2 separate regions of the Homo sapiens genome follow, and region 2 is linked to region 1. The links are chromatin loops, found by intact Hi-C in ENCODE. Cell type or tissue: A673. All regions are shown on one strand.

Region 1 (8,000 bases):
CCCAACTAGCTGGGACTACAGGCGCCCGCCGCCATGCCTGGCTAATTTTTTTTGTTTTCGTATTTTTAGTAGAGACAGGGTTTCTTCACGTTAGCCAGGATGGTCTCTATCTCCTGACCTCGTGATCCGCCCACCTCGGCCTCCCAAAGTGCTGGGTTTACAGGTGTGAGCCACGTGCCCGGCCCCTCCTAATCTTTTAAAATATGTATTTTAGGGAGAGAGAATTAAACTATGTAGGCTACAAAATATATATCAAAATCCAATACTTCCCTTTCTTCATATTTTGTTTTTATTTTATTGATCTTCTATTGTAAATGACATAAAGTGGTGGTTCTTAAAATTAAATAAGGATATTAATTTAGTATGTTACTTAAATCAGTATCAGTCTTTGAGTGTCCCAATTCTAAAGAACTTTACTATTGTAAATATTTTGCTCTTTCAAGTCCCATAATCCCACATCTTCTGACACTAACTTAATTATGTTATGCATATTTGCTTCTCCAGAAAAAAAGAAAAAGTAGAGTGTCAGGGTACCCTGGTGGTAGCCTAAAGGCAAATGAAATAGAGAAAAGTTAACCAATTCCAATGTGATGCTCTTCTTAAGAAAGCACAGGCAGCTTACTTAAGTCCACTATGAAAAAAAGTATTACCTTCCTGACCTGGTACCAGAACGGTAGAAGAGTTTGTAGACATTCCTAACTCAGGAGCAAGGATAATGTATAACAGTTGTACTGTCACTGATGCTACCTTAGGAGGGAAATATTTAAATATTAAAATATTTTCTTAATAGGACTCTGTTAACTGTTTTCATCAATTCCTCAAGAATAACTATGGAGTTAATAACAAATAGGATAACCTGCCACAGAAATATCACTTTCTCAGATGGTGCTGGGCGATCTCTTATTAATTTATTAAATCAGACTATATAACTTTTGGTAAGCCTTGAAACCTCAGGCTATCAATATACATCAATTTTCCATGACTAGAAAGTAATTATTTCCTACATACTCACCACTGGGAAGAAGGAACTCAGATAGATCTAAAGATATTCATTATCGTATGGGCTCTAGATAACGAATACACACACAACATGTGCATACACACAGGCCACTGAGTTATTAATTCCCATGCTATCATCCATAATTGTATCAAATTTTTCCTCTTTTTAAAAAGAATTATCAAATAATCATTTAGTTAATATAACTTGTGAACCCTAATGAAATATTATAGATTTTAATATTTACTTTTCATTTATGGAAAATCAAATAAGGAACTGCTTTACATTCATAAAGATGCATTCCAATACCATTCAAGCCAGGTGCCATATATTCCATGGGCTAATTTCACTCTATAAGTATCTTTAAGATTACACATTAAGTACTATGGCATAAGACTTTCCTATTTATTAAAGACCTACTGGAGCCAGGTATTCATTTGGGCATTTTGTATGAAATTAATAATAACTATTACAATTGCATGATAACGTAATAATATTATTGCCATAAATTAGGTCATTTCATTATATTGGCCAAATTATTTATTGTTTTTAATTACAGCAATTAATATTTATTGAGAGCTAAAGTACTTCAACTAAAATATATGTTTTCTGTTTTTATAATAGCTACTAATATTTATCAAGAGTTCATTATATGGTGGGCATCATACCAATTGTTTTGCATTTATTATCTTCCTTGATTGTCACAACAACCCTGAAATGGGTACTAACATCCTCATTTTACACTTGAGGAAACTGAGGCTCAGAAAGTATAGTTTACTCAGAGTCACATGGCTAAAGAATGCTGGGACAAAAGTCCATGCTGTTTCTATTATATCACACTGCCTCCCACATAAAATAAAGCCAAAGACAACCAAGATTTTTTGCAACCTTAAAAATTTAGTTTGCCTCTTCACCTTGGAAGCATGCATTTCCCCCAGATTAATGATGATGATGATGTCAGGAATAGTAATATTAATATCACTATTAATATCATTAATTATAAATGATATAACAACTCATTTCTAGAAAATGAGAAAACTGTCTAACGTTTCCGCATTATTTTTGCTCTATGTAGTTAAGATGGGGCTAACATTCAAGTATTTTATTTGCCAAATCAGAATTTTCCCCCTCTAACAAGCTGATAAAATATTTAATAAGAGAGCTGGAGTAAACAACCATGAATAACGATCACAGAACACCTCTTAAGTGTGTCAAATCAGTGTTCATTCTGAATAGGTAATAAAGCACTCCCACAGAGTAACAAGGATCCAACATTGACTATGTTTTTCACTAATGTTTTAAAACTTCACCAATTCAAACAACACTAACTAAACTCGTGATAATTTGGATATGCTGTGCTATTTTACCTTTGTACTATTAAAACCAAGTAATGCAAAACCAATAGTATTAACAGCAGCAAACTGTGCCCTACTGCTGTTTCCTCTAGCTAAATAAGTCTAGTCTCATTCTCTTTCTTCTTCCTCCCTCTTACCCCCTTCCCTCTCCTTCTCCCTCTCCCCTTACTCAACCCCCCTCTCCAGGGCCTCCCTGGGTCAACCCCCTTGACCAGAATCAGCCATTCATTTCCAGCCTTTCTTGCCACCAGCCCTTTCTCGGCAACTGGCTCTGCCCCTTACTCCCAGCCTTAGTAATTAATTGTGCTATTATTGTGAATTAATCGTACAAGCAAGTCAATGTTTAGCCTAATTAAGAGTGAACCCAACAAATTATCTAAAGCACCACTCCAGCAGAATTTGCATCCAGCCTTGTATGAGCAGCCAATCAAGCTTTTCAGCTATTGAATCAAGGAGTTCTGGGCTTCATTAAAACATACAACTCGGCTCTCTTCCCACACTAGCTCCTGAACCCTTTCCCAGTCGTCCATTCTTTACCCACCCCTAAATGCTGTGTTTAGCTACATACCTTTGGAAATCATATTGTATCTCTTTTTTTAATTTGCTACAGTTGGTAGCTTTGTACTTCAATAGTTTCATCAGTTTAGGTCACTTATATTTTATTAAATTTAATTTTTTTCTTACCACCTCCCAAAATAAATTAAACAAATACCACCTCCCAAAACAAACAAATATCACCTCCCAAAATAAATAAAACAAAGAAGCAAACACACAAACACTCCTTCCTTGGAAGGAAGCTACCGGTGTAAACAATGGAAGCAGGCTGACCACCTTATTACTTGAAGAGCAATAAGAAGTGAAAATCACTGTTCTTATCAGTAAAAATGTGCACCTGGGCTTCTACTACTCAATCAATATTGACTAGAAAAGGAAAAAAGTTTGTGTAAGGGATCAGAAAGCATTACTGAAGGTGTTGAAAATGGTGAACTTAACAAAAATTTAATTAAAAATAAACTACTGCTTAAAGTAAAAGTTCACCCTGATTTTTTTCCACTAAATGATAAATCAGCCTTGAGAAAAATTATGTGCTGAAGCCTACAACTGTGACGACAGAAACTGAAGCTACAAACCAGAGAGTCTTTTCATACTTATGAACCACTGTATTAGTGATTCTTTCAAAAATCGGGATAAATGTAAGAGCTCCAGAGGCTAAGGCCTAAGTCAGCTTGGTGCATGGACTTTAATTGGATCTTGAACAATTTCTTTCAGCCTTCGAAGTCTATGCCAGTCTCTCCCTCATTTATTTTTCCTATTTATCCTTGCTTGCTTTTGCTGCCCCCTCAGCACATAGAAACCATGCATTTTGGCCGGGCGCGGTGGCTCACGCCTGTAATGCCAGCACTTTGGGAGGCCAAGGCGGGCGGATCACGAGGTCAGGAGATCAAGACCATCCTGGCGAACATGGTGAAACCCCGTCTCTATTAAAAATACAAAAAAATTAGCCGGGCGTGGTGGTGGGCGCCTGCAGTCCCAGCTACTCGGGAGGCTGAGGCAGGAGAATGGCGTGAACCCGGGAGGCGGAGCTTGCAGTGAGCCGAGATCCCGCCACTGCACTCCAGCCAGGGCGACAGAGTGAGACTCTGTCTCAAAAACAAACAAACAAACTAACAAAAAAAGAAACCATGCATTTTACACTTTAGGAAAGTCTCCATTTCAGATATTCTCTCCTGCCACCTCCTTTGGTGCAGTCGTCCTGGTCAGATCACACTTACTGAGGGTACTCACCACACCCAGCCAGATGAGTTCTCCACGTGACTTCTTACTAAAGCTTATCAAAAAGGAAACAGAACAGAGAGACAGAGTCTATTCCATTCTCATTACAGTCACCACCTAACTTTCACCTTCACGTTGTTCAGGTCCTGAATACGTAACATTTATTTTCAAATAAATAGTAACATTTATTTTCAAAATTGCCTGTATCACTTTGTCTTATTTCTCAATTTCTCTCTCTGAAATACTTAACACATAGTGATGTATTAATATTGGTAATTGATTCTCTGGAAAAGGCTTTGTATCAAGAAAAATGGAACTTTTCCTTTTGATTAACACTAAAAAAATCAGCTTCTTCATATTCTGCCCCAAATAGTATGCGCTCTTTGGAAACATTCCAGTTCACAGAAGGATTTTTACCAGTGAGTCAAATGTCTAATTCCCTCAGTGCTAGACACAGTATTTATCATTATAATATGAAAATAAGTCTATAAACATATAGATGCATATGCAAGCATATAAGTATCTATGCATACTGTTACTTAAACCTGTTTTGGAACATAAAGTAAAAGGGGCCAAGCACATCACAAAATAACAAGTGCTTATTAAAGAGTTCACTATGTATTTCCTCAAAAAGCCCATTAACAACACAGCAGGAGAATATTTCAACACCAAGTTTCAGAAATTCAGAAGGGGGAAGATACCCTTCTTTTCCTGTGATTCATTAATGAGACAATCAGTGCTGAAAACATGCCTTTTGCTGCCATCAAGTGGCTCTTTTCAGAATATTCTGATCAACGTCATGGTGTGCTAGCACTGCTTCCCCCACCACTTCCTTCCTTGTACATTATACATTATCATCCTTTGGGGAACAGGAATATTTGAAAAGACCAAGCAAGCCTTTCCTAAATTAGGGCTTTATACTATGGATGCTATAAAAATTACATTACTAAGAAATTATTCAGAAAGACAACTTCAAAAAGTGTTTGAAGTACCCAAAACTGAAAAATCCTTCCCAGCCCTGGGTGACCTTTTCAGTTTCTAGTCAGTAAAGATTTTGACCTGAACTTGGGAGCATGCCTCTCTTTATTAATACCAAATAAATAATTTCTAAATAGACTGGTTCAGGGTACATAGTTGAAAAGAGAGGAAATTAGAAAATGTATTTGGAATAATTTTTAATCAAGTCAAATCCCATTACTATGGAAGAAAATAGTTTTCTATTGATGTCTCATTTTCTCAAGCCTTCATTCCTATATATAAATAATGCAGCATATTGTATAGTCACTGCAAAAGTTCAACTGTGATTACTATAGAATTCTCATTTTAATATAGTTGGTTGCCTAGCTCCTTTTTCTTTGAATATCTTGCCTTTTTTATAGCTTTTTCTTTTTTTAAGTTCTGGGGTACATGTGCAGGATGAGTAGGTTTGTTTCATAGGTAAATGTATGCCATGGTGGTTTGCTGCACCTATCAACCCATCAGCTAGGTATTAAGCCCAGCGTGCATCAGCTCTTTTCTCTAATGCTCTCCCACTCCCACTCTTCCCCAACAGGCCCCAGTGTCTGTTGTTCCCCTCCCTGTGTCCATGTGTTCTCATTGTTCAACTCCCACTTATAAGTGAGAATATGCAATGTTTGGTTTTCTGTTCCTGCATTAGTTTGCTGAGGATGATGGCTTCCATCTTCATCCATGTCCCTACAAAGGACATGATCTCGTTCTTTTTTATGTCTGCATACTATTCCATGGTGTGTATGTACCACATTTTCTTTATCCATTCTATCACTGATGGGTATTTGGGTTGATTCCATGTCTTTGCTATGGTAAATAGTGCTGCAATGAACATAGGTGTGCATGTGCCTTTATAATAGAATGATTTATAAATCCTTTGGGTATATACCCAGTAATGGGATTGCTGGGTCGAATGGTATTTCTGGTTCTAAATCTTTGAGGAATCACCACACTGTCTTCCACAATGGTTGAACTAATTTACATTACCAACAGTGTAAAAGTGTTTCTATTTCTCTACAACCTCACCAGCATCTGTTGTTTCCTGACTTTTTAATAACTGCCATTCTGACTGGCATGAGATGGTATCTCATTGTGGTTTTGATTTGCGTTTCTCTAATGATCAGTAACATTGAGCTCTTTTTCATGTGTTTGTTGGTTGCATGTACGTCTTTTTTTTTTTTTTTTTTTTTGAGAAGTGTCTGTTTATATCCTTTGCCCACTTTTTAACAGGGTTGTGTTTTTACCTTGTAAATTTGCTTAAGTTCCTTATAGATTCTGGATATTAGACCTTAGTCAGATGGATAGATTGCAAAGATTTTCTCCCATTCCATAAGTTGTCTGTTCACTCTGATGATAGTTTCATTCACTGTGCAGAAGCTCTTTAGTTTAATTAGACGCCATTTGTCAATTTTTGCTTTTGTTGCAATTGCTTTCGGCAATTTCATCATAAAGTCTTTGCCCATGCCTATGTCCTGAATGGTATTGCCTAGATTGTCTTCTAGGGTTTTTATAGTTTTGGGTTTTACATTTAAGGCTTTAATCCATCTTGAGATAATTTTTGTATAAGGTGTAAGGAAGAGATCCAGTTTCAATTTTCTGCATATAGCTACCAAGTTCTCCCAGCACCATTTATTAAATAGGAAATCCTTTCCCCATTGCTTGTTTTTGTCATGTTTGTTGAAGATCAGATGGTTGTAGATGTGCGAGTTTATTTCTGAGTTCTCTATTCTGTTCCAATGGTCTACGTGCCTATTTTCGTACCAGTACCATGCTGTTTTGATTACTGTGGTGTTGTAGTAAGTTTAAAGGCATCATAGCATGATACCTCCAGCTTTGTTCTTCTTGCTTACAACTGTCACTTTAGCTATGCGAGCTCTTTTTTGGTTCCATATGAATTTTAAAATAGATTTTTCTAATTCTGTGAAGAATGTCAACGGTAGTTTAATGGGAATAGCATTAAATCTATAAATTGCTTTGGGCAGTATGGCCATTTTCATGACATTGATTCTTCCTATCCATGACCGTGGAATGTTTTTCCATCTGCCTGTGTCCTTTCTGATTTCCTTGACCGGTCTGTAGTTTTCCTTAAAGAGGTCCTTCACTTCCCTTGTTAGCTGTATTCCAAGATATTTTATTCATTTGTGGCAATTGTGAATGCGAGTTCATTCATGATTTGGGTTTCTGCTTGTCTGCAGTAGATGTATGGGAATGCTTGTGATTTCTGCAAATTAACTTTGTATCCTGATACTTCACTAAAGTTGTTTATCAGCTTAAGAAGCTTTTGAGCTGAGATGATAGGGTTTCTACATATAGGATAATGTCATCTGCAAACAAAGACAAATTGACTTCCGCTCTTCTTACCTGAATACCCTTTCTTTCTTTCTCTTGCTTGATTGCCCTGGCCAGAACTTCCAACACCATGTTGAATAGGAGTAGTGAGACAGGGCATCCTTGTTTTGTGCCAGTTTTCAAGTGCAATGCCTCCAGTTTTTGCCCATTCGGTATGTTATTGATATGTTATTGACTGTTTTTTGTCATAAATGGCTCCTATTATTTTGAGGCATGTTCCTTCAACACCTAGTTTATTGAGTTTTTAACATGAAGCGGTGTTGAATTTTATCAAAAGCCTTTTCTGTGTCTATTGAGATAATTATGTGGTTTTTGTCTTTAGTTCTGCTTATGTGGTGAATTGCATTATTGATTTACGTATGTTGAACCAGCCTTGCATCCTGGGGACGAAGCCAACTTGATCGTGGTGGATAAGCTTTTTGATGTGCTGCTGGATTCAGTCTGCTGCCAATATTTTATTGTGAATTTTTGCATGAATGTTCATCAGGGATATTGGCCTGAAGTTTTCTTTTTTTGTT
Region 2 (8,000 bases), 1.2 Mb before region 1:
ACCTAGAGTTGCAAAGATAGGACTGAGAACTACAGTTCGATACCTTTTTACTACTTTGCAGCTGTTAAGTACTACACAACACACTCAAATCTTTGCAGCTGTTAAATACCACACAACACATCCAAATCATAGATCAGGATTAGCCATTATTTAGTTACTCTTTGGTGATTCACAAGTCATATAATCTTACAGTGCCTTAAGCTTTAACTTTTTGTAGGCCAGTTATCACCCTGTAGCTAAGGGAAATGCCAGTTGAAAAAACGTTAAATTCTGGAAGAGTGAGACTTATCTTGCAGTAAACCTCAATACATTGCTTTTGCAGGAGATGCTATTTAATCCAACAAGGTAAAATTATTTTATACAGACATTTTGCCTAAGCATAGGAATGAAAAAGATGTTATCAAGGTATCTATACTGCTTATTTTGGTGGTAAACCTTACCCCCAGTATGAAATATTGTGTACTGTTATGTTGAGCACTTCAAATCTTTTTTTATTTTTTATTCTCAGCATTTGAATGAAAATCCTAGATAGCTAAAGGATTTTTTTCTCACAGGTGAAGAAGAAGCACATTATCAGCAGCAGAAATGGTTTCTGGGAATTTATTATCAGTCATCTTTGTTTTAATCAGTGCCAAGTATTTTTTGACATTTGCTGAACTTGGTTTCCTTTTAAAGTGCAAGAAGTTGTCATAATTAAAAGCAATGGCAGCACATAAATGAAGAAAAATGGAAGTATTCAAAATGAGAATGGAATCCTAGGCTGCAGGTGCTGGGAAAGACTGCCTAGTCTAAGCACACATACCTGGGTGATGAAGAAAATCAGGTATCAGTGACAGCTGTGAGAATATGTCATGACTCAGTCTACATTCATGGGTGAGTCTTTAGTCAACCTGTTGACCCGCCTTTTTTAAATTGAGTAATGAATCCACTTCTGGATACTCATGTGGAGATGTGTTACAGTTGGGAGATGACAGAAATGTCATCGTGGAAAAATAGCTGGGCATTTGACAAGGCTTGAAATGTGATTATACCAACTGACTGCTGCTTGGTAATCAAACTTCAAATGAGCAGTACTTTGGGGCAAACAGACATGGCTCATGACTCCCCAGTCTGCATTCAGCTCTCCATCCCTCCTCTGATATATTGTATTGCTCTGCTCACCAGGAAATTAAAAATCAGAGGCCAGTTGATTCTTCTTACTTTTTTTTGAGACAGGGGTCTTGCTATGTTGCCCAGGCTGGTCTTCAACTCCTGGGCTCAAGCCTCTACCTTCTGAGTAGCTGGGATTACAAATGCCCACTAGTGTGCCCAGAGCAAGAGAATTCTTAATGCTTAGCCAAAAGCAAATGTTTTAAGCAGTATTTTTATATACATTCCTATTTGAGTAATTAATAGCAAGATAATCTTCTCTGGCAAGTTATCCATCCTTCATGAGTATTCCGCTTGTAATTAGAAGCTTGTGCCGATGTGAGCAGACAAGCCTATAGGGCTCATTTTCAGGAGAGAAAATTTATTCCTTAATTCAGTATACCTTATTCAGTGTATTTTTATTGTTCGGTAAACATAGTACCTACCGCATGCCATGGATTAAAGATTCAAAGTGAATAAACTGACTCCCTGCTTTTTATAATTGGAAGGACAGATAATTAAACATGATTACATATGGACACAAAACATTATATACACTAAGATAGGATAGAGTGGGCACATGTTTCTATGGGAGAATTTTTGATAGGCACCTAACCTACCCTTTAATAGTCACTTGACCCCTTTGCAGATGAGGGAAAGGTCTGGGGGAGAAGACAGTTAAGCAGAGCATTTAAGCGCACATATAAGCCAGAAAAGGGGAACAGAAGAGAAGAGAAAAATCTAAGCAGAAGGGCTAAAATGTGCAAAGGTCAGGAGGCAAAACAAAGAGCATGGTAGATTTTTGGAACTGCAAGAAATTGGTACAGCTGGAGCTAAGGAAGGGCCAGATCATGAAGGTCTTCAAATGCTGTTCCAAGAAGTTTGGATTTTACTCTAATGGTTCTAAGGCAACGCTGAAGGGTTTTTAACAGGAAGGAGAATGGTTGAATGCACGGAGAAGGCATTGGCATGTGGGTGAGCCTGGAGGCATGGATTCTAGTTGGGAAGCTATTGTGACAATGCCAGCTGAGGAAGCAAAGTGCCTGAAGGACTACAATTCACATCCCCAATGTGACAGCCTTCCTACAGCTGTGTGCTGTGAATTGAAAGTTTGTGAGGAAAGAAGAGGTGAGGATAGAGGAATTTTGAGCTCTTCTGTGCTCTTTGCCCTTTTAAGTGTTGTTAAATCATGGCATCTTCATTTTTAGAGACTCATGCACTCAGAATAGTGTGGTCTGAATACTGTAACTTGATAGAAGAAAAAAACTCATGTTACTCAACACTGAAATAGAGTAATGACACTTGAGTACCTAACAGCCAGATCCAACATGTTAGGGATATTAACAGAGTTGTCAAATTTCACCAGTTCTTACTAATACACTCTTTTGTGTTTATCGTATGACTTGTTCATGAAATACTTACAAATAAATTCATCCATAGGTTAGAGATTAAAATTTTTCCTTCATGAATTCTTAGTTTTAGAGTGAAGAAGACTGTATCTTGTTCACCCAGTGCCTCAGACAGGAACTAGCATATAGTAAGTGCTTAATAGGAGGTTGAAAGTCAAGAATTAAAAACATGCTCCCTGAAATTAATTTTCTGGGACTTTTAATAATTCTCATAAAAATTATAAGGAATTTAACATCAAACAAATATTAACTGGATATAAAATAAGCAAACGCCATATTCATTTGGTATAAATGTAGCTTCAGTTTTATTTGTATGACTTGCAAAAACTCAGTGGGAAATGTGTGGGTGCACCTGAGTGAAGAATTTGGTATTTTGAAACTTAGAACTATTTGAAATGAAAAAAATTGAGTGGTTAAAATAATAGATGGGATGAACTAGGGGTTTAAGGGTGACTCATAATTTTCTTCTCAAGGCTGTGACTCCAGAAAACCCAAGTTCTAGCTTCCTCTAATGCCTACAGAGATGATTCTAGATCAAGGACTGGAGAGCTTTTGAATAAAAGAATTGGGAAAGCCTATGTGTATACATATACCTAACCATCAATTGTGTCCAAATCTTCAGACACAATTATAATATTTATATAATATATACTTATAATTTGTAATTATAAAAACCTCTTAGATTTAAGAAAAATCATATACTTAAAAAATGTTAGTATTGCATTTTCCTGGTCATCTTGAGTGATGCTCTTGAAACATGAAACCTTTATTTTTTCTTTCTTTCTTTCTTTTTTTTTTTGGAGACAGAGTCTCGCTCTGTCGCCCAGGCTGGAGTGCAGTGGCACGATCTCGGCTCACTGCAAGCTCCGCCTCCCAGGTTCACGCCATTCTCCTGCCTCAGCCTCCCGAGTAGCTGGGACTACAGGTGCCCGCCACCACGCCGGGCTAATTTTTTGTATTTTTAGTAGAGACGGGGTTTCACTGTGTGTTAGCCAGGATGGTCTCGATCTCCTGACCTCGTGATCCGCCCGCCTTGGCCTCCTAAAGTGCTGGGATTACAGGCATGAGCCACCGCACCTGGCCAAAACCTTTATTTTTTCAATAGAAGAACAATAGTGCAGCATTTTATATATCTGTGCTCTTATATAACAGTACAGGCATGAAACTCTATTACACTAAACAAATTATGTACTGAATGCATGCTACCATTTTCTTTAAAATGTTCTTTGTATTTTAGGCATAACAGCGCTGCATACAGGAATAATATTTTCATGGAGACTCCTTACTAGATATTTAATAAAGGTCAGTCGCTACCAGTGATGTTCGTAACACCTTGCCCCGAGAAAATTTGCCTTTGAGTATATTATTCTAGATGCCTTTTTTTCTTACTGATATAGGATGTAATTTTATTTAGTTTTAAATTTAAGTTATATGCATCCAAGGAGCTTTTCCATTTTTCTTTGCTACTGCCTATACGATGCCTTAGTTTATTTAACAAGAGTTCCAAGTGGGGAACATGGAGAATTTTAGTGTAAGTGGAAATACTGGGACTTGCATTTTCCTGTTGGTGGCAGCACTTCCCTTGCTTTCTGTGTCCAGGACAGGAAGAGTTTGAATTGAAAGTAATCAGATCAAATTGAGCATTCAGGAAGGGGATATTTGAGTACAGAATGTCTTGAATCAATTAGGTGAATAATAATGAAACGATTATGTATGTACAGTAAAGCAACTTCATTTTTAAAAAACAAATTCACAAAAACAAATTGATTTAGAGATGATATATTTACAGGACAAAAAAAAGGCAAAATCTTTCAGCTAGTGAGCTTTTCTATTGAATTTAAAGTTTGATACTGGCATTAAAATTTTTTAATTTTATCAGTTCATTATGTCCTATTTTCTTTCAAGGAATGGAAGATGTTAACAGTAAGAGAAGTTTGTAGACACACCACAGTAAAGTACACTAATTTTGTATGATATAGAATGCTTTGCATTTGACAGCTTTTTGCAGTTCTATAGGCCTATTACTATGCCTCATCTCATTTTCATCTTCTATCAACTATGTGTAATATCCCCAGCACAAGAAACAAAAGGTTATAAAGGTACAGCAAACTCAAGGTCACAACCTGGTGTAGAACCCAGGACTTGTATCATCTAATCCAGCATCACTTCCACAAACCTTCATTCTTAGGAGGTTTTTTGTTTTTATTTTTTAGTGGAGGCATATGTCTATTATAAATTGTTTTGGACACCTGGCTGTATTAAAATATTGTTGCAGAATATTGAGAAATGTCTTTTACATTTGGAAATAATAGACATTTTTTGTATCACATTTAAAAATATTCCTTTCATTTAAAAATGTTTCAGTAAATTTACTATACCCACATATAAATTTAGGATAGATGCTAATCTTCTTAATAAGTTAATGAATATGTGACTGATATTTTACCCTACATTCTGAAATAATAATTTGACATTACTTTTCTTTATCAAGAAAACTATTCACTCATCAGTTTACATCATGCCCTGATTTCATTTGAGGAAATATTTTAAATGTGCCTTTGATCCAATGATTTAAAGAAATATACATAAAACATAAGCCGAATAAGTAGAAAATTATGTGTAACATCACCACCTTGATTTAATAAGAAGGGCAGAATCTAATTTTATTCTGTCCAGAGAAAAAAAAGGATGGAGATGTGCAGAAGCATTGGGCATCCAGGTGATGCGTACCCAATATCAGTCTGTTAAACTGAGTAATTTTTAAAACTACATTTAATCAGTACATAGCTGGTGCTCCATAGTACTGACTGGTTAATTAACTGACTTTGGTAACTTATTGATCTGACTGGCTTTTTCCTTATCTGTTTTCCTATTTGCTGCCTAGTGGCTCCATCTCTTGTCAATTCGTGTCCAGCTTCAGGCAAGGCTTTTCCCTTAAAACTGATTTTCTTGCTGTTCTTTGGTTTAGCTTTGGAAATGTTCTGAAAAGGGCATTGTTTTTGAGCAGGAGTGATGGCAAATGGTGACTGGACTTCCTGTTAAGTGGCTCCTCTGAGTATGGGAGGGATACAACTGCTGTCAATATAGAAAGACACCTGATTTTGTAGAGATGATTTGCTCCATTTGTCACCTAGTGGTGGCTGAACAGAAGTTCTTTTTTCATGTTTTGTTTTGAACAAAAAAGTTCTTAGCCCAAAGGAAAGTGTGAAATAACTGGTGCGGCTCCGTGGCTCTTACTCTCCTGTATGGCCCAGCTCTGGGATCCTCTGAGCTTGTCAAGTCCCTCCACCTTTCCAGCTTCCCCATATCTCTCAGCAATCTGTTTAGCCTAAGCTACTCTGAAGTGGCGTCCCATTTTCTAAAACCATTCTCCATGCCCCACCCCTCCAAGAGAAACATTTTAATTTCAATAGGGACTTTGCCAGCTGGTTCTTAAAAGAGCAGCAATTAAGCCAATTCACACCAATATGTGTAGTAATCGTTATAATAATATTTACATTTTAGAAGAATACACTTTTAAACAAAGAAATTAATTTATAATGACAGAAGTTCATATAGGTAAAGATAGGTTTGAGCCAAGAGTGTACCAGATACTTATTAAGTGGAAATTTATTCTCATTCTTATTAAATCTAGATATTTTGAAGAATAAGAATTTATTTGGATGAAAGCTGGCAATTTGCTTATTAACTGGTGCCATGCTTGGTCAAATTCTGCTTGCATCTGACTGCCCTGTAAATGGCTAAGCTGCCATGTAGTTTAGTCAAGGACAAGCTCAGTAATTTAGTTGAGGACAATCTCACTGCAACCTCTGCCTCCTGGGTTCAAGCAATTCTCCTGCCTCAGCCTCCCGAGTAGCTGGGATTACAGGTACCCACCACCACACCCAGCTAATTTTCATATTTTTAGTACAGACGGGGTTTCACCATGTTGGCCAGGCTGGTCTCAAACTCCTGACCTCAGGTGATACAACCTTCCTTCTCAGATATGAATGAAAGGGTTACTAATGTTGTAAAATTTGCACCAAAGGGATACTAAAGGCAATTTCTGTCTTTAGCTGGCTATGCGGCTTTGGAAGGCAAGGTATATAACCTTTCTAAACCACAGCTTTCATATCAACTTCATGTGGCCCATGTGTATTATTCCTGGATAGGGAATATCATTAATATTCCCACATTTGTATGTAAACTTAAAACAATTATCAGAATTTCATTGCTGTTATTTATTTACTTTATTTATTTATTTTTTGACGTAGTTTTGCTCTTGTGACTCAGGCTGGAGTGCAATGGTGTAATCTTGGCTCACTGCAACCTCTGACTCCTGGGTTCAAGCAGTTCTCCTGCCTCAGCCTCCCGAGTAGCTGGGATTACAGGCACCCACCACCACACCCAGCTAATTTTTGTATTTTTAGTAGAGACGGGGTTTCACCATGTTAGCCAGTTTGGTCTAGAACTCCTGACCTCGGGTGATCCACACACCTCGGCCTCCCAGAGTGCTGGGATTATAGGTGTGAGTCACTGCGGCCGACCATTGTTGTTGTTTTTAACTTATCAAAATAAAGCTAATGTGAAAGACTAAGCATAGAAATACTGTCAAGAAAACTGTGAAAGAAAACAAATAGTAAAGGGGAGCTTACCATACAGATTTTATTAAGTTGGTGCAAAAGTAACTGCAGGTTTTGCAATTACTGGTGTACAGTAATTTGCCAATGGCAAACCCTGCAGTTACTTTTGCACCAACCTAATAAAACTCCCTATATGGCTACTGCAATCAAAATAATATGAATATTGGCTCAAGAATGAACAAATCAATCAGTGGAACAGAACAGAGAGCACAGAAACTGATTCAGGTATTCTTCAAAATAAGTACTTAATATATGATGATGCTGACATTTCAATTTAGTGGGAAAAGGAAGAATTACCTTATAAATAGTGTTAACATAATGGAATATTCACCTGAAAGGAAAAAAATAGATTTGGAACTTACAGCAAATAGAAAGAGAAATTCCAGCTGTATAAATGACCTAGGTAGAGAGATATATAACTACAAAACATCAAACTATAATGAAAGAGACTATGAATGACCTCGGGGGTAGGATAGGGACCCTCATAGGCAAGGCAGAAAAATCCAGAAACCATTAGAAAATATGCATAGACGTGACTACATAATGACATAACATTTCTGAATGGCAAAAGACACCATTATAAAGTTGAAAGACAAATGATAGATTAGGAAAGAATATTTGCCCTATATGTGACAAGGTGTTAATTTTCCTTATAACAGTGACTCTTGCAAATGGATAAAAGACAAGAAATATAATAGAAAAATATGTACACAATTTGATCTAGCAATTCTCAGAAGAGGAATAGGAATACAAATAGCCAATAAATATACGTAAAGATGCTGTACCTCAGTGTAGTCAGGGATATGTAAATTAGAGAAGTAAAGAGATATCATTTTTCATG

Evidence for each region. Peaks named below come from ENCODE experiments on the same cell type or tissue, not always from the same donor. Only the 100,000 strongest peaks of a DNase experiment are listed, where the experiment ranks them.
Region 2: it touches region 1 in a loop (11-fold over the local background); 3 of 110 quality-filtered maps call a loop at or near these places.

The regions. Positions count from the first base shown.
Region 1 is chr12:43,954,824-43,962,823 of GRCh38, reverse strand. The region is part of intron 3 of TMEM117 (transmembrane protein 117); the gene reads right to left. Among named protein-coding and RNA genes, the nearest start is that of TMEM117, 120 kb to the right of the region's middle. In A673, a CTCF peak has its summit at 4,898 (motif pointing left); a DNase peak (open chromatin) is centred at 4,833; H3K27ac peaks cover 1,609 bases.
Region 2 is chr12:45,119,079-45,127,078 of GRCh38, reverse strand. No RefSeq gene overlaps it. Among named protein-coding and RNA genes, the nearest start is that of DBX2, 72 kb to the right of the region's middle. In A673, CTCF peaks have their summits at 4,096 (motif pointing right) and 5,664; a DNase peak (open chromatin) is centred at 4,108.